2 separate regions of the Homo sapiens genome follow, and region 1 is linked to region 2. Evidence: chromatin loops called from intact Hi-C (ENCODE). Cell type or tissue: sigmoid colon. All regions are shown on one strand. Each heading gives the region's core, and the rest is flanking DNA. Links, peaks and the distances in the headings are about the cores only. Region 1 overlaps DSCAML1 (DS cell adhesion molecule like 1). Region 2 has its middle 17 kb from the start of TMPRSS13.

Region 1 (8,776 bases), core at 309-8,308, 520 kb before region 2:
GCCCAACTGTTGCTGTTTCCTAATGGAAAATGGGGGGAAATGAATGTGAGAGAACATTCCCCAGAGGAGAGGAGGGCGGAGCTGAGCAGGGCTGGAGAAGAGCAGGCAGTGTGTGGGGGGATGTGGGAGGCACAGGCTCCGTAGGGTGTCAGCGGGTGTCACTTACATCTGCTCTTCGGACCCCTTCAGGATCACAAAAACAAAAGCAGATAACTTGAGTTATTTAAAACTTTCGTTTTGGTGGCTGAGTGGATTGAGGTTCTTTGACTGGCACTACGGCCCTGAGACACCACCACTTGGGTTTTGTGCTTATAGGAGTTACTCTTTTTTACAGGGTAGTGGTAAAACTAGGAGAGTATCCGTGCTAAGTGGTTATCAGGGTGCTTGACTCAAGTAGACTCTCAGCAAACGGCAGCAGGCATGATGGTATTCTGTTGTGTTGTTTTCTTGTAACTTGGGGACACTATGCGGAGAGAACCAATGTTTCAGGAGATCTCGGCCTTCACTGGTCTACTCCTTGCCCGTTTCTCCCACTGTTTACCCTTTGTTCATCTATGTCTAACATATGTTGTGCTCCTATTAAGTCAGGCACTGTCCCTTCTCTGGAAGAGACAGTGGAACCCTTCTCTGCCCTTGGGGAGCCTGTCTGCTGAGGACGATGTTCAAATACCATCTGTGGAGGGCTTCTGAGTTGGGAAGGGATGAGACTTGTTTTGTGGTGCCCCCCAGGAGTGGCAGTACCGAGCCTTGTGAGTAGAAGTTGGAGGGGCCACCCAAGCTTAGTGTGAGGGAGGTTTTGCTGTTAGAGCTGTCACAGGTGAGATGTGCTGGCTGGGGAAGTGATGAGTTCTCCATCAGGAGGTGTGCACGGGAAGGCCAGACCACTCTTGCTGATTGCAGATGGAATTCCCAATTTGGGTGGAAGCGTGGACCAGGTGGCGTTGAAGGTCTCTTTGAGTCCTGAGATTGTGCGATTCTTAGAGACACTAAAACCAAGTATGGATCACCTCCAGGGTAATCCAGCTGGCATCTATTCCTCCTTCGGCCTAGAGTATTGTTGTCATTGCCCAGAAGAGGACATGGATTCTGGGAGGAAGGACAGAGCCCTGACTCAGGGTTCATGCTCAGCCTGGTTCTCCCACCCTTCTCCTACAGACACACAGATGCCCTCCTCCTCTCTAAGCTCACCAGCGTCTCCCTTTGCCTTTCCCACCCTTTACCTGTATAGGAATCCAATATGTAGGGTAAGAGGAGGTGACATGGTATGGTGGGTGACATGGTATGGCAGGCGGTGCGGGGGAGGATGCCCTGGGCCTGATCTATCAAGGGAGAATTTCTATGGGGAGCCAAGTTCCCCTTCATCTCCTGCATAAATTAAGATGATGCTAATTGTTGTAAAATAAACTCCAAAGTATCGGTGCTTACTGCAAGTTTATTTCTTGCTCACATAAAGTCCAGCTGGCATTGAAGGGGATAGAGGGGCCTCTGCGCTACATCGATGTATAAGCCAGGGTGATAGAGGATCTGCCATCTTCAATAAGTGGCTTCCAAGTTCACCTTGGGCATTGACTTACAGTTGGAGAGAGCAGAGGGTGGCCAGGGAAGTTTTTATGAGCTGGACCTGAAAGTAGCGTGTATCACTTATGCCACATTCCGCTGGTCAAAGCTCAGTCTCATCGCCTTCTCTGAGAATCGGGGGCCTGGAACTGTAGTCACGGGATGCGTAGCGACTTCCCCGCAACAACTGTGCACTGTGGAGGATCATGAGGCTTTGGCAGACAGCAAACCCTCCCTGCTGTTCCCTGACCCAGGCTTCCCTCCTTCCGCCTCCGCCAGTTTGCGCACACTCCGGGGAGTGAGCCTTTGAGCGCAGGAAGAGACCCACAGGGCCTTTGCATCTCCAGTGCCCAGCTCAGTGCCAGATCATTGGAAGTGCTTCTGGGTATTTGGTGAATGAACAAATACTTGGGTATCATTTCGCTTGTTAAAAATACAGATGCCACAAGGTCAGGAGTTCAAGATCAGCCTGGCCAACATGGTGAAACCCTGTCTCTACCAAAGATACAAAAATTAGCTGGGTGTGGTGGCGCATGCCTGTAATCCCAGCTACTCAGGAGGCTGAGGCAGGATAATTGCTTGAACCCGGGAGGTGGAGGTTGCAGTGAGCCGAGATGGTGCCACTGCACTCCAGCCTGGGCTACAGATTGAGACTCCGTCTCAAAAACAAACAAACAAACAAACAAAAAATACAGATGCCTGGGGGAAAACAGTTTGTTCGTTCCTCAAAAAGTAAGACATAGAATGAGCATGTGATTCAGCAGTTCCAGTCCTGGCTATATTCCCAAAAGAATTGAAAAGAGGGGCTCAAACAGATCCTTGTACACCTGTGTTCATAGCAGCATTATTCACAATAGCTGAGAGGCAGAAGCAACCCACGTGTCCACCAGGAGAGGAAATGAATGGAGAAGCAACATGTCGTAAATAATGGAATATCCTCAAACAGGAGTGGAATTCTGACACATGCTGCAACATGGATGCAGCTTGAAGACATGATGCTAAGTGAAATAAGCCAGAACCAAAAGGACACATATTGTATGATTCCACTTATACAAGGTACCCAGAATAGGCAGGTTCATACAGACAGAAAGTAGAATGGTGGTTGCCAGGTGCTGAGAGAGAGGAAGATGGGGAGTTATTGATTAATGGGTACAAAGTTTCTTTCTGGAATGATGAGAAAGTTCTGGAAATGGATAGTGATTTACAACAAGGTGAATATACTTAATGCTGCTGAATTGTACATTTTAAAATGGTTAAAATGGCGAATTTTATGTATCTTTTACCACCATAAAAATAGAAATGTTGGTCAGGTGCAGTGGCTCATGCCTGTAATCCCAGCACTTTGGGAGGCCGAGGTGGGCGATTGCTTAAGCTCAGGAGTTCAATACCAGCCTAGGCAACATGATGAAACCCCCTCTCTACTAAAAATACAAAAACTAGCCAGGTGTGGTGGCAAGTGCCTATAGTCCCAGTTACTCGAGAGGCTGAGGAAGGAGGATCACCTGAGTCGGGGAGATTGAGGCTGCAGTGAGCCGTGATAGCATCACTGCACTCCAGCCTGGGCTACAGGGCAAGTCCCTGTCTCAAAAAAAAAAAAAAAAAAAAGCCTAGGCCGCATACCAGCAAATTCCTATTCTGTTAGGATTGGTGAGAGCTGGGCTTCTGTATTGTTTAACGAGCTCCTCAGGTGAATCTGATGTGCATCTACGTTTGAGACCCACTAGTCTAGCTCTGGTTGTTGGTAGAATGGGGGAACAAGGGGTAATCTCTCTGAAGGTCTTCTAGAGGAGGGTTTCTCAAACGTTGATGTGCATATGGGTCCCCTGGGGATTTTGCTGAAGTGCAGAGTCTGATTCAGTGGTTCTGGCGTGAGGCCTGGTATTTTTTTTGCATTTGCAACAAGCTCCTAGGTGACGGTGGTGCTGGTGCCACTGGCCTGTGACCCACATGTAGAGTATCAAGGCTCTCAAGGGCAGATGGTCATCTTATCCATGGTAGACAAAGTGGAGTTTTGGAAAGGAGCAAGTGAATGTGTAAGATGACTGTTCCAGATACATAGAGTTCAATGAGGATGAGCTGGGGATGAATGAGGAGCAGGAGTGCCACTGATTTGTGAATTAGCTTCTGGGTGTGGATCAAACAGGCAGGCTTGTGGTTTAGCTAACAAACATATTAAGGGCCTGGCGCAGTGGCTCACACCTGTAATCCCAGCACTTTGGGAGGCTGAGGCGGGAGGATTGCTTGAGTCCAGGAGTTCGAGACCAGCCTGGGCAACATGGTGAAACCCTGTCTCTACGGAAAAAAAAAAGTACAAAAATTAGCCGAGCATGGTGGCATGTGCCTGTAGTCCCAGCTACTCAAGGGGCTGAGGCAGGAAGATCACTTGAGCCAGAAAGGTCGAGGCTGCAGTGAGCCGTGATCACACCATTGCACTCCAGCCTGGGTGACAGAGTGAGATGCTGTCTCAAACAACCCTGCAAAGCGTACTGAAGTTAGAGATTATTAGCAAATAAAATCGTGTGGATTTTGCTCAAGTATGCCTGAATTTCTAGACTTTGTGCTTTATAATAAGGGGCCTAGCCCAGTGGAATACAAGCTAGACTGGCCCACATCTTACTTTTCTGTTGCCTTTCCAAATCCTTCTCATCCTACAGAGTCCACCTCAGGTCCCAGACCTCCAACAGCTCCCCAGAGCTGAATTCCACCTTTTCTACCACCGCCCCTCACCAGGGTAAAGTACTTTGGAGCCCTTGATCCATCCTGTGCTGCATATTGGGTCACCTGCCTCAACTGTTTTTCTGCCCATGCGTCCAGCTTGCTCCCTGGACCTGGCGGACTCTTCCCCTGGCAACATCCTGGGGGAAGAACTGAAACTCTAATCTTTGAACAGTGGAACAGCAGGTAGTATGGCTCAGTAGTTAAGGAATTGGACGCTCATGAGTTTAAATCTCATTCCCATCTCTTCTAGCTCCTCTAACCTTCTCACCTGTCACGTGGTAATCGTGATACCTTTCTCCCAAGTCTGCAATGAGGTTACAAGCAGCACCTGGCACGTAGTATCGGGATCCGTCATGTATTTTCATGACAGCGTTCCCCTTCGGAGCCCTTAGGCTGCTTCTATCTTCTGCGCCTCTAGCCTCTGAGGAGTTTTTCATTCCCTCTTGCTGGTTGGAGGTGGCTCTGATTCGTGTTTGTTTGCCCAATATCTGGTGTGCAGGGGAGGTGGGGTTGGGGGTCTTCTATGCGGACAGCTCAGGTTTGATCGTTGTGCCTGCAGTTCTGGAGGCGACCTGCAGATGGCGTGCGCGTCCTTGGGAGGCGTTCCGTCCTCCCAGAGATGGAACGAAGCTGGGCTGTCACCAGGTGTCTGGAATGCAGAGCTTTGGTTTTCAACTGATGCCGTTAGCTGCTTCTCTTGGCTGGGTCCTGGGTGTGGGGGCTGAGATGAGCATTTCTTCATGAGCCTAGGAATACCGAGGCGTACGGAATCTCTGCCCCTCCCCTCTCACCGTGCCGACCCGGGAATCTAGTTATTCATGCGAGGGACTCCTCTGCATCCCACACACTCTAGGTGCTCAGAGAGAATTTGTGGGATGAGTTGCTATTCGGAAGATGCTTCTATGAAAGGTCATGCATCCCAGGTGCGGCCTCACCGGGGCCCAGGCTGATAGGTATCAGCTGCCTGCATGCACAAACTCCTCCCTCCTTCTCCAGCCCTTCCCAGTTCCTCCTCTCAGCTCCTAGGGAGCGGTGGGTCCCAGACTCACCTTCCTTCCAGGTTCCTGATCCACAGCTCAGCCTCAATTGCAGTGCTCAAGAGCCCCCTGTGCACTTCTTAGGTGCACTTCCTTTTCACCCAGGGGCCAGTCACCTGCTTCTGCCTCTCCAAACCTTCAAGTCCCTGGAGGTCCATCTCACCTGTCACCTCCTGTGATGCCCTCTGGACCCTCTCATCAGAAACCAGGCCTCTGGACACCCACGGCACCTTGCCTGCTCCTCCGTGTGGACGCCTTTTCTTCCACTTGGCTGACTCCTTGGAAGCCAGGTGAGGTACCTGATGTGCTGACCTGGTTCTCTTTGGCTGAGCTCCATTCCCTCTCCTTCATGAGCTTCTCTCACTCCTCTCACCTCCGACGACTTCTCTTCTTCTCCCTCTGGCCTCATCTGGTCCTAAGAGTCAGCCCAGAACTTTAGGCCTTGGCCTGGTGCCCCAGCTATAGATAATCTCTTCTTCCCCGCTCCCGATAGGCACCTCTTTCACAACTGTGGGCTATTGGTCTTGTATAGTCCTGGCCCCCTGGCTACCCTGCACTCTCTTGGAGGAAAGAAGCCAGTAGGCAACCCCTCCCCTATCCCAGGCTCCCCAGCGCTTGGTGAGCCAAGGTTGCCTCATTCCATCTGCTACAAGCTTCCCTCCGTTTACAGGTAAGGACACTGTGGGTCAGAGGGGTTTAGGAGTTTGCACGAAGCCACCGACCTAGTTCCCCTTGCGGGCCCAGCACAGCTCTGAGAACAGAAGAGGAGGCACCTTGGCTAATTGCAAGCCTTTAAAAGTCTTAGAGCACTGAGCCAAAGCCCAGGCTTCTCACAAAGTCTCTTTATGAGAGACAGACGGCCTGGGGTCGGGCTCTCTCCTCCCTCCCCGCTGGCCTTCGCCAGATGGGAAAAAAGCCACCACATAGAAACATAACCTTTATTGCACACGGCGCTGGGTCTTTTTTCATAGAAAAAGGTATTAACACATAAGCATCTGCAAATTGAAGCAACTCCTGGTTTTCTTGGAACAGTAAAATCGCATGCAGTGTCTCTGAGTTGGGATTTTGGTCTTTGTCAAAACCACCTAGACTGGGGGGAAGGTGAGGAGGAGGGAAAAAAATTGCTGAGTCTTTGTGCCTCTGTCTCAAAATAGGGTGAGAGAAATATATAGATATATAGCTCGTGGACGCGTTCCTGTCTGTCTATATATGTATATATATCTCCACACATATTTTGTGGGGTGGGGGATTTGACTTGTACTGTCAAATTCTTTGTGCCCTGGCTTCATGGAGAAGAAGAAAATAGTTTCATTTGTACAAAAGAGTTCTATGTACAGGCGTTCATGATTGGGGGTTTTTGTTTTGTCGTTGGTTGGTTTTTGTCTGTCAGTTGAATATAAATAATGCAGAAAAACAGCCGAGCTGGCGTGTGGGGCTGCGGCGCGGCGCGGTCCAGGCGTGGCTGCTCTTCCTGCGGGCCCTACACCAGGGTGTAGGATTTGGAGTAGGCCCCGGCCCCCTGCTTCTGAGACCTCCCTACCCCCGATGTGCTCATCTCGAGAAGCGAGTCCCTGGAGCCCCCCATTTTGGTGTGTGGGCCCCCGGCTCGTGGAGGCTCGGTGCTGGGGGCCGGAGGGGCAGCGCTGGGGGCGGTGGGTGGCTCAGCAGGGGTGGGGCCGGGGGCTGGGGGGGCTGTGCCGGCTGGGGGGGCTGGCATGGCCAGAGTCCTCTGAGGTAAGGTGGCTGTGGAGGCGGCAGCGGGGGCCCCTGGGTGGGGAAGGCCCAAGGACTTGCTGGCAGGGTCCAGGGTCAGGTGGCGAGCCTGGGTGTGGTAGGTTCGAGCCAGGTTCCGGATGGAGGCCTCACGGGGTGGGACCACGGGGCAGGGCTCACGTCCATCTGCCTTTCGAAAGAAGGCCTCTGACTTGGCATACAGGGGCAGGTTGCAGTAGTCACCTGGAATCACAGAGGCAGAGGATGTTACAGAGAGTCATAGCCCTCTGGAAGCAGCTCGTTCAGCCCCCACCCCATCCCCTGCCCCCAGTCTTCTCTCTGATTTGGCATAGGGGCCCCTCCACTGGGGGGCAATAAAGAGTAGCGGAAAGGTCGGGTACTTGGCCCTTCTGAGCCTTCGTTTCCTTATCTGTGAAGTGGGGATGATCTTACTTCCCCACAGGATTATTGTGAGGAGCGAATGAGGTGAGGGAGGTAAAGTGCTTTGCTACAGTGGCTGGTGCAGATAACAGCTGCCCAGTACATGGATGCTTGTTGTTCAATGGTCACTAGAGGCTGGTCAGCTTCCGGTAGTGGAGAGCTCACTACTGCTAAGGACGAGGATGTCCTAATGGCTCTGGCTGGTGGAAAGCTTTTCTTTACCCTGAGGAGGAAAGGAATATCATTCCCTGTCGCCTCCCCACCATGGAGCCTGGTTCTGTTCTCTGAGGTCTCACAGAGTAAGGCGTTCCCCTCTTTCCCATGGCAGCCTTCCAGATGTTTGAAGTCAGCTACATGTCCCCTCTCCTCCCCCTCGGTCCCCTCTTCTCCAGGTGGAAAGTTCCTAATTTCTTTTTTTTTGAGACGGAGTCTCGCTCTGTCATCCAGGCTGGAGTGCAGTGGCATGATCTCGGCTCACTGCAACCTCCGCTTCCCGAGTAGCTGGGATTACAGGCACGTGCCACCATGCCCAGCTAATTTCTGTATTTTTTTAGTAGAGATGGGGTTTTGCCATGTTGGCCAGGCTGCTCTGGAACTCCTGATCTCAGGTGATCCGCCTGCCTTGGCCTCCCAAAGTGCTGGGATTACAGGCATGAGCCGCCGCACCCAACCTAGTTCCTTATTTCTTAAACTGCCTCCATGTGACTTGCTTCTAAGACCTCCACCGCCTGACCCCCCGTGCTCCATGGGCACCCTGCCTGCAAATGGGCCTCTTCCCCCGGGGAGCTGGGCCAGGCATTTTCCTTAGATTTTCTTATTGAATCCTCACGACAGCCCCTAGGATTGGTTAATACCTGTCTGCACTTTACAAGTGAGGAAACTGAGGTTCAGAGAGATTAAATCATTTGCCTAAATTTGCACAGCTAAAAGGGGTGGGGGTGTCATTCAGGGTCACAGTCTCCACAGTCTTTCCATTGTTCCAGGCTCTTCTTTCCATGACCCAGAAAGCCCCGCCCCCTGCCTCAATTAGCATGGCCAGTGCTAAGCAGACCAGACTGCATTGTTTGATAGTCTGGGCTTTGCACGCTGTGACCCCAGCATCTGCTGATAGACTCCCCCTGCTGATCCTAGCCCTGCCCTGCCAGCCTCTAAGGGCATATGCTCCGGCCAGGCCCGTGGGGTCAGATGGTTCCCAGCCAGGCCAGGTCACTGCCTACTGAGAGGTATGACCATGGTGGGTGGAGCTGCCAGGATTGTTTGTTTGGGTCTGGATTAAATTCAAACAGCATTGAGACCAGAGGCCCTTGGGC
Region 2 (8,776 bases), core at 448-8,447:
TGTTTCTCAGTCCCATTCTCCCCCGAGGCCAGCCGTTGAGACTGGAATCCCTCTTTTCCAAGGTGGGTCATAGAAACCCAAACTCCTTTTCTCCAAAGCCAGCCATAAAACCTAAAAGTATCAATCTCTCTCCCCAACTCCACACCGCCAGTGTAAAAACTGGCCATAAAACATGATGTGACCTACCTTACCTGACTGTAGTTCATTAGACCCTCATACCCAGAAGGAAGGAACACATGCTCAAAGGGGTCAACAAAAATCTAGATGGACAGCCTTGCTGGATTTCCATACTCACTCTGTTAGCATTAGATCAGACCCTTTTTGTCCAATCGTATTTCTCCACACAGCTGTCTATACTTTGTTGAACCTAAGCATAAAAATGGACAACTTCCCCTGTATCTTTGGGTCTTCATTCTGAAAGCTCCTGTGTCACCTAAAACTATGGTCAAATAAATTTATGTACCTTTTCTCCTATTAATCTGCCTTATGTGAGTGATTTTCAACAAAACTTCAGAGGGTGAAGCAGAATTTTTCCCTTGGACTTGACGCTTGTATCAGTACTTCATTTCTTTGTATTGTGAATAACTGTGGATAACACTCCATTGTGTGGATATGCCACATTTTATTTATCTATTCATCAGGTGATAGCCGTTTGAATTGTTTCCCCTTTTGGGCTATCATGAATAATGGTGCTATCAACTGATGTGCAAGTTTTTGCATGAGCTTATATTTTCAGTTCTTTTGGGGATATCCATAGGAGTGGAATTGCTGGGTCATATGGTAACTCTGTTAACCTTCTGGGGAAATTTTCCACAAATAATTTTGAGAGCCTCCTATATGCAAGGTCTGGGCTAGGTGCTGGGGGTTCCAAACAAATCTTGTGAAAAGTTAGGAACAAATTCTGGTGAATAATACATGAGGATTCTAATAAGGAATCCACATTTTAGTAAGTGCTAAGGATTACAGGAATGAGCCACCAACCTGGAATGAAGCTTGTTAATGTCTACAAAAAAAGGCCAAATAGAATTTTGATTAGGATTGCAAAACTCTGTAGATCAATATGGGGAGAAATAAACAATATTGAGTCTTATGATCCATGAACATAGTATATCTCTCTATTTTTTTTAGGTGTTCTTTAATTTCTCTCAGAAACATTTTGTAGTTTGCAGTGTATAGCTCTTACATACATTCTGTTAAATTTATCCCTAAAGATGTCATGTTTGTCAATGTGACTATATATAGTATTTTTAAAAATATCTATTTCCAATTGTTCATTGCTAGAAATGCAATTGATTTTTGCGTATTGACTTTGGACACTTCGGCCTTGCTAAAATTACTTATGAGATATTTTGTTCAATTCCTTGAGTTTTTTTTTTAATGCAGATGTTGTTTGTGAAAGCAGTTTTATCTGTTTCTTTCCAATATATATACCTTTTATTTGTTTTTAGTACTTTGCTGTTCTAGTACAATATTGAGTTGAAATGTAATTATTTCTTGCTAGGGTTTTAGTACAATGTTGAATAAAATGATGAAAACAGGCATCTTTGCCTTGCTCTTGATTTTTGGGAGAAATCGTTAGTCTTTCACCATTAAGAGATATGTTAGCTATAGATATCAATGTCCCTTATCAAGTTGAGGAAGTTCATAGTTTCCCAAGAGTTTTAAACCATAAATAGAAGTTAAAATATGTCAAATGCTTTCTCTGCACCTATTGAGATGATCATTTTTTTTAGTATATTGATATGGTGAATTACATTGATGGCACTACCTGATTTACATTTTTAAAAGATATCTCAGAGGTAAACCAGAGAAAGGCAGGGAGAGCAGTTTAGAGGTCCCTGTTATTATCTAGGTGAGAGATGATGGGGACTTTGGCCAGGCTGGTAGCCATGGATCTGTTTTAGAAGTAGACCTGACTTGCTGCAAGATCACATGAGGGAAATGATGTTAAGATGACTCCAAAAGGTTTTACTAGATAACTGAGAGGATGAAAATGCCATTTCTATCTCATGTAAAGGAAGAGGTCTGTTTTTGGTGGAGGTCTTGGAGCACTGTAGTTCTTGGAACTTTCTTCCACATACCAAGCCCCTTTGCCATCAGCACTGTGGAGATTTCAAGGCTGGATCCCAGAATATTAGGCAGACTTGGGTCCTCGCATGGACTGTGCCAGTCCCTAACAGTGTGTGAAGGAGGGTCAGCCTCTGACCCCCAAATACAACCCACCTAGGAAAGGCATACACTGGATATGGCCTTCACGGAAAGAAGGACGAGGAAGGGACTCTCTGGGACAGCACCTGGCTCTTTCCCCAGAGATCTCTTTTAGCTTCTCTAGTGGAGGTCAGAGAGACTGGGGAAGGGGAAAGCCAGGACAGAGGTGAGACAGAGGAAATGACATCACCAAGTGATCCTGACCTCGTGATCACGGTCGGAGACAAGCAGCCTTAGAAGCTCAGGCCAATAAGAGGTAGGGAGGAGACAGCAGCAAAGGAGAGAATGAAGGAGAGAAAGAAGTATATTATGTCATCAATAGGAACAACAATGGCAACTCCAGCCAGCCCTGGGAGCTTGGGGAAAAATGAATTAATGGATGCACATATAACTAACTCACCCTAGATGAGAATCAGAGTGCCACAAAAAAACTTTAGATTAGCTAGAGCAATGGTTTTCATTCCTGGCCTCATATCAAAACCATCAATGGGAAGTTTTACAAATCACTGACACCTGGGTCTCATACCAACCAAATCTCTGGCAGGAAAGCCTGAGTATTGGTATTGTTAAAAGAGACTCCTTGCCTATTCTAATTAGCAGCCAGGACCAAGAACGCTTGTTCTAATCAAACTTCTTCATCTTACAGAAGAGGAAACTGAGAAGCAGTGTTGGGCAGAGATTAGCGTTAAGATGACTGATGTCCTGGTTTGCCCAGAACTGAGGGAGTTTCCAGGATGCAGAACTTTCAGTTCTAAAACCAGAACAGTCCCAGAATGTGGGACTTTTAGTGCTAAAACTGGGAAAGCCCCGGGCAAACCTGGATGCGCTGGCCATCCTAAAACTCTAACTCCCTATTTTCTCATCTCCCTGAAATTAGGGCGAATTTCTTTCCACTTGAAATGATAGAATAGGTGATTAGTGAATCCTGGACAGTCCATTGGGCCATTGGGTATCTTGCTATTTGATCAAATCCATAATGTGATAGAGCTTGTGTTTCTAGCTGCCCCTCAGGTCATGACAGCTCCCAAATCCAAATGCAAAGCAGTCAATTAACCTCTAGGGGGACAGAAGTCAGCGTGGAAGCAGGGGGTCTCAGCTCTGCTTGGACATCTGCTTGGATATCTGTTTCTATACTGGTTTCCTGGTTTCCTTCCATATTGGTGAAGGAGGGGCTTGTTTCCTGGCTAAATCCTCCTGTGACATGCTTTCCTGCGCCATGTGCCTATCTGTAGCACTAATCACAGCCATCATTTTATATTTGTATGATAATTTGGTTGATGTCTGTCAAGATTTTAAACTCAGTGAAGACAGGCCATATCTGTTTCTGCTCATTATGGCATCTAAGTATCTACCTATCACAGTGGAGGACGTGTAGTAGACACTCAGTAAATGAATGAATACATGAGGGAATAAGCAATGAAGATCATTACCTATTCTTGTGCTCAGGGAATAATATTGTCTTGTATCCTTCTATCACCAGGAGATTTCAAACCAGTAGGAGATGAGTGTGAAGTCTTTGTCTAGTGGGACCCATAGTGTTACAATAAATGTAATCCATGTTCATCTGCAATATAGAGGCACAAGAATAAAAATGAGGGTGGTGATGGCTTTGCTGGGAGGCCTCTCTGTGCCAGCTGCCTGAGACATGGCTGCTTCCAAAAAGCTGCTGGCTACTCTCATGTTCAGTGTCATGCACCTCCCTGCCTCAGTGACCTTTGACATCTTTAGTAATATCTGTGATATTCAGCCCTTGCCAGGCAGGGCCTCTGTCACATTCCTACTACCTCCTTGCAGATGGCCCACGGATTCATCATCATCATCATCATCATCATCATCATCATCATCATCATGATCAGATCTTCACTGAACATCCTAATGTCCAAGGTACTGTGCTAAATCCTGGGGAAGCACGGCTGGGTGGGAGCTGGTGAGATAGTGGTGAATGTGATATGACCTGGCCTGTTTTACCATTCAGCTAGTGGGGGAGATAAGATATGCGCTTAAAAAAGCTTATGCCGAGTGCAGTGGCTCACACCTGTAATCCCAGCACTCTGGGAGTGAGTTTGAGATAGAGCTGTGGGTTTGGGCTGAGCCAGGGTGTTCCCCATTGCATCATCCACACCCCCATTTTCCATGCTCAGACACCAGTTTTTGGACCTCACTCCCATCCTCCCACTACACTGCCCAAACTCAAGAGGGAGCAGGACAGGAGTCTCTTTGAGGAAATGCTTGCCTTGTCGCTCTAGAACAGGTGCAATGCCTTGTACCTTGCAGTACCTCATTAGAATGCTGATGAATGTAGAATGAGAGAAAGAATGAATGAGTCAAAAGACCACCCCCAATGGCACTCATCACCCTGAGAACAGCTCAGCTTTAATGGGGTGATGCAGTGCTCCTGGGTCTCACCCCACTGATCCCAGTGAAGAACATCCCACTGATGAAGTCATCCCCCCTGAGTCATTTCCTGGGAAGTGGCTTGGAGAACAAGCTCCCTTTGGCTTGCTTAGCCTTCCAGGACTTGGCTTAGGGCGCCACCTAGTGGCAGACCTAGGAAAGGCTCTCCTGCTCACTCCACTCACTCCACCCACTCCACCATGCTGGCCAGCCTGAATCCCCCAGGCTAGAACAACCGCAAACCAGGGCCCCATGACAGCTAAGTCAACCCTCCTGCAAGTCCTCGTCCCCCATGACTATATTCCCACTGTGTGGCTTTGGCCCTGAGCATCCTCTTGAGGAAAGATGTCACCATATGTCAGCTTCTTAGATGTCCTTAGGGCATCCTGCTCTCAGAGCGATCCAGCCCATGTATGGGCAGAGCTAGGGGCACTCTCCAAACCTTAAGGATTCCGGAGGGGTCTTAAAGTTTCCCAGTTTTACCTCTATATCTGCATCCTATTCATGCCGCTCCTTCTGTACACCATGTACCCCATTAGACAACACCCCAGCCTCCACACGCCAGAGTGAAGAGCACACTTTACTGAACATCTAGAGTCAGAAGGCAGGGATCAAGTGGTCGGGGGGTGAAGGGGCAGGTAGGGGGTGGCAATGTTGGCAAATCATTTAAAGCTGAGCGTTAGACATCCCTGTTCAATCCTGTGCAGGATATATGAAGGTACAGGGATCAGGTCAACATGACGCCATTTGCAGACCTAACCTTATAGTAGGAAGACTGGCTCCAAGGCAGCTGGGGTTCTGGATACAAGAGTGCTGTGCTGTGCACATAGACAAGAGCCCTGCTCTCAAGAAGCTTACATTCTAGTAAGGAATGGGAGACAGGCAACAGACAACTGAACAAGTAAGTAAACTGATGATTTCTGTAGTATTAAGTGTCATAAAGAAAATAAAATGACGGCCGGGTGCGGTGGCTCAAGCCTGTAACACCAGCACTTTGGGAGGCCGGGGCAGGCGGATCACCTGAGGCCAGGAGTTCGAGACCAGCCCGACCAACATGGAGAAACCCTGTCTCTACAAAAAATACAAAAATTAGCCAGGTGTGGTAGCACATGCCTGTAATCCTAGCTACTCGGGAGGTTGAGGCAGGAGAATTGCTTGAACCCGGGAGGTGGAGGTTGCAGTGAGCCGAGATTGTGGCATCACTCCAGCCTAGGCAACAAGAACAAAACTCCACCTCAAAAAAAAAAAAAAAAGAAAGAAAGAAAGAAAGAAAAGAAAATGATATGAAATGATAGGAAGTGGCTGGTGGGGCTGGGTGTGGTGGCTTCCTGTAATCCCAGCACTTTGGGAGGTCGAGGCGGGTGGATCCCTTGAGCTCAGGATGGTAAAACCCTGTCTTTACAAAAAATACAAAAACTAGCCAGGCGTGGTGGAGTATGCCTGTAGTCTCAGGTACTTGGAAGGCTGAGGGGGGAGGATCACTTGAGCCCAGGAGATTGAGGCTGCAGTGAGCGGAGATCACACCACTGCACTCCAGCCTAGGCAACAGAGAGAGACACCCCCCGCCCCGCCAAAAAAAATTAATTAATTAATTAAAAATATTTTTGGCCGGACGCGGTGGCTCACCTCTACCCAGAGACTGTCACAGCCAAGAGGAGCCTATGGAGACATGGCAACTAATTATGACACCCTGGATCAGATGCTGGAATAGAAGAAGGATGTTAGGGCCGGGCGCAGTGGCTCACGCCTGTAATCCCAGCAGTTTGGGAGGCTGAGGTGGGCGGATCACCTGAGGTCAGGAGTTCGAGAGCAGCCTGGCCAACATGGCAAAACCCCTTCTCTACCAAAAACACAAAAATATTAGCTGGGCGTGGTGGTGCATGCCTGTAGTCCCATCTACTGGGGAGGCTGAGGCAGGAGAATTGCTTGAACCTGGGAGGTGGAGGTTGCAGTGAGCAGAGGTCATGCCACTGCACTCCAGCCTGGGGGACAGTCTTGCTCTGTCCCCCCACCAAAAAAATTATTTTTGTCTCAAAAAATAAAAAATAAAAATAAAAAGGAAGTGGCTAATGGGAAAGAAGGGAGGCACCTCTAAAAATGAGGTCAGGGATCTATCTAAGAAGGTGATGTAAGATGACACCTGAATGGTGAGAAGGAGACAGAGAGAGATGGAGGAGAAGATTGAACAGTGAGGAAGGAAGACAGAGATAAAGAAGAAACGGCACTTAGGATGATGCCTCAATAAGAGACTCCCATGGCAAGGCGCCCGATGTGATTCTCAAGCCAGGAAGATCAATGTGTGCATTCAATCGTGTGTCCAATCAGGGCACAATGTGGTCTCTCCTCTGAGCCCTTCATTTTCACAAAATCGATCATAGTCATGGATGTTTTATGCAAGGGGATTTTTACTTCTTAATTTGGTTTCTGTCTTGGTTTTGGTGGAAATCAAGGGAAGAACTGAGATTGCTACCCATGGAGCAGAACAGAAAACACACGTTTGAAAACAGAAGCCCAGAGGTAAAGGCAGGGTGGCCCACACATCCCCCTGGAAATTCCTCTCAAGCAGGGCTCCAGACCACATCAGGCCTGGGGCTTGAGATTCAAGCTTGTCTTATCTAAATCTTGAGGAGCAGGGAGGCCTTGGCTGATTTTTAGGATATAATCCCCAATGTGTATTGAGCACTTACAAGCTCTTTCCTTTCAATCTCTCTTTTCATCTTTGCATCCAGGTACCGCTGTTATTCCCACTTTATAGATGAGGAAACTAAGGCCAGGAGATGTTAAGTAACTTGTTGAAGATGGCATAACTAATAAGTGGGAGAAGCAGGATTTAAATTCAGGTCTGACTCCATCCCTGTGCCCTGAACCACGCACACCCTACGTATGAAATATATAAATGAATTTTAAAATGAATGCTTTTTGGCCAGGTGCGGTGGCTCACGCCTGTAATCCCAGCACTTTGGGAGGCTGAGATGGGTGGATCACGAGGTCAGGAGTTTAAGACCAGGCTGGCCAAGATGGTGAAACCCCGTCTCTACTAAAAATACAAAAATCAGCCGGGCGTGGTGGCGTGCACTTGTAATCCCAGCTATTCGGAAGGCTGAGGCAGAGAATTGCTTAAACCTGGAAGGCGGAGGTTTCAGTGAGCCAAGATTGCACCACTGCACTCCAGCCTGGGTGACAGAGTGAGACTCCGTCTCAAAAAAAAAAAAAAAAAGAAAGAATGCTTCTTTTGCCCCCCTGCCCCCAACATTCAGATAAAAGCACTTTCTCTCTTTTGAACTTCCATAGCAGTTGCTCTGGGTTGAAATTGGAAAGAACCTTTGAATACATAGGGCAGCAGTTCTCAATCAAGGCACATTGGCAATCTCTAGACATTTTTGGTTGTCACAACTAGTGGTGAGGAATGCCGCTGGCATCAATTGGATCGAGGCCAGGACACTGCTAACAACCCCAAAATGCACAAGACAGCCCTCCACGAGAATTACCCAGACAAAAATGTCACAAATGTTGAGGCTGAGAAACCCTCCGGTAGAGGGTGTCGTCAAGGAAAGCAGCTGGCTGGCTGGAGTGATGTTATCTTGATAGTTTAACCTCAACCTGGGGTTTGTTTCTCACTTGTCAAGCCCAGAACCTTGAGTTTGTGAATTCTCTGAGATGAAAAGGTCCTGAAGAAATGATTCACATCAAACCAAAAAGCATAAGAAAGTGATTTTTAACTTTTTAGAAAAACACAGTTATCCTCCTCCAACCCAAAACAAGCAAGAATTCTTCCTATTATTAACCCTTCCACTGCCCCCACCAACACATACACACAAATACCCACTGGAATCCATCCAGGGAACTGGGCAGTAAACCCTGGGTGGTCACCTGCAGCTCAGCACCACTTTTGACTCCACCTGTCCAGAGCTACTGTGGTGGCACCTGGGGAACAGGTAAACAGAAGCAACCTTTCTAGAAAGATCCAGACCTGGAGATAGTCTGAGATTTGCAGAGACAAAGCCAAAGGGAGAGAGCCCAGGACAAAGGCCAGTGAATTCTCCAAAGTGACGTGCATGCATTTGCCACAAGAAACCTGGTGGCCACAGAGTCCAGAATGCTCTTGTCAGCAGAGCAATAAATTCTGTCCCCAGAGAGAAGCTCACTTCAGGCTACAGACAGACTCAGCCACTGA

The links. Peaks named below come from ENCODE experiments on the same cell type or tissue, not always from the same donor. Only the 100,000 strongest peaks of a DNase experiment are listed, where the experiment ranks them.
Region 1: it touches region 2 in a loop (6-fold over the local background); 46 of 110 quality-filtered maps call a loop at or near these places.

The regions. Positions count from the first base shown.
Region 1 is chr11:117,421,536-117,430,311 of GRCh38, forward strand. DSCAML1 (DS cell adhesion molecule like 1) reads right to left here. Exons shown (of 33, transcript NM_020693.4): 33 at 6,237-7,268. The coding sequence ends at 6,793. Among named protein-coding and RNA genes, the nearest start is that of CEP164, 98 kb to the left of the region's middle. RefSeq lists enhancers at 7,873-8,551, 8,552-8,776. In sigmoid colon, for the core only: a CTCF peak has its summit at 4,831 (motif pointing right); a DNase peak (open chromatin) is centred at 4,866.
Region 2 is chr11:117,942,350-117,951,125 of GRCh38, forward strand. No RefSeq gene overlaps it. Among named protein-coding and RNA genes, the nearest start is that of TMPRSS13, 17 kb to the left of the region's middle. In sigmoid colon, for the core only: CTCF peaks have their summits at 4,745 (motif pointing left) and 4,944; a DNase peak (open chromatin) is centred at 4,732; H3K27ac peaks cover 657 bases.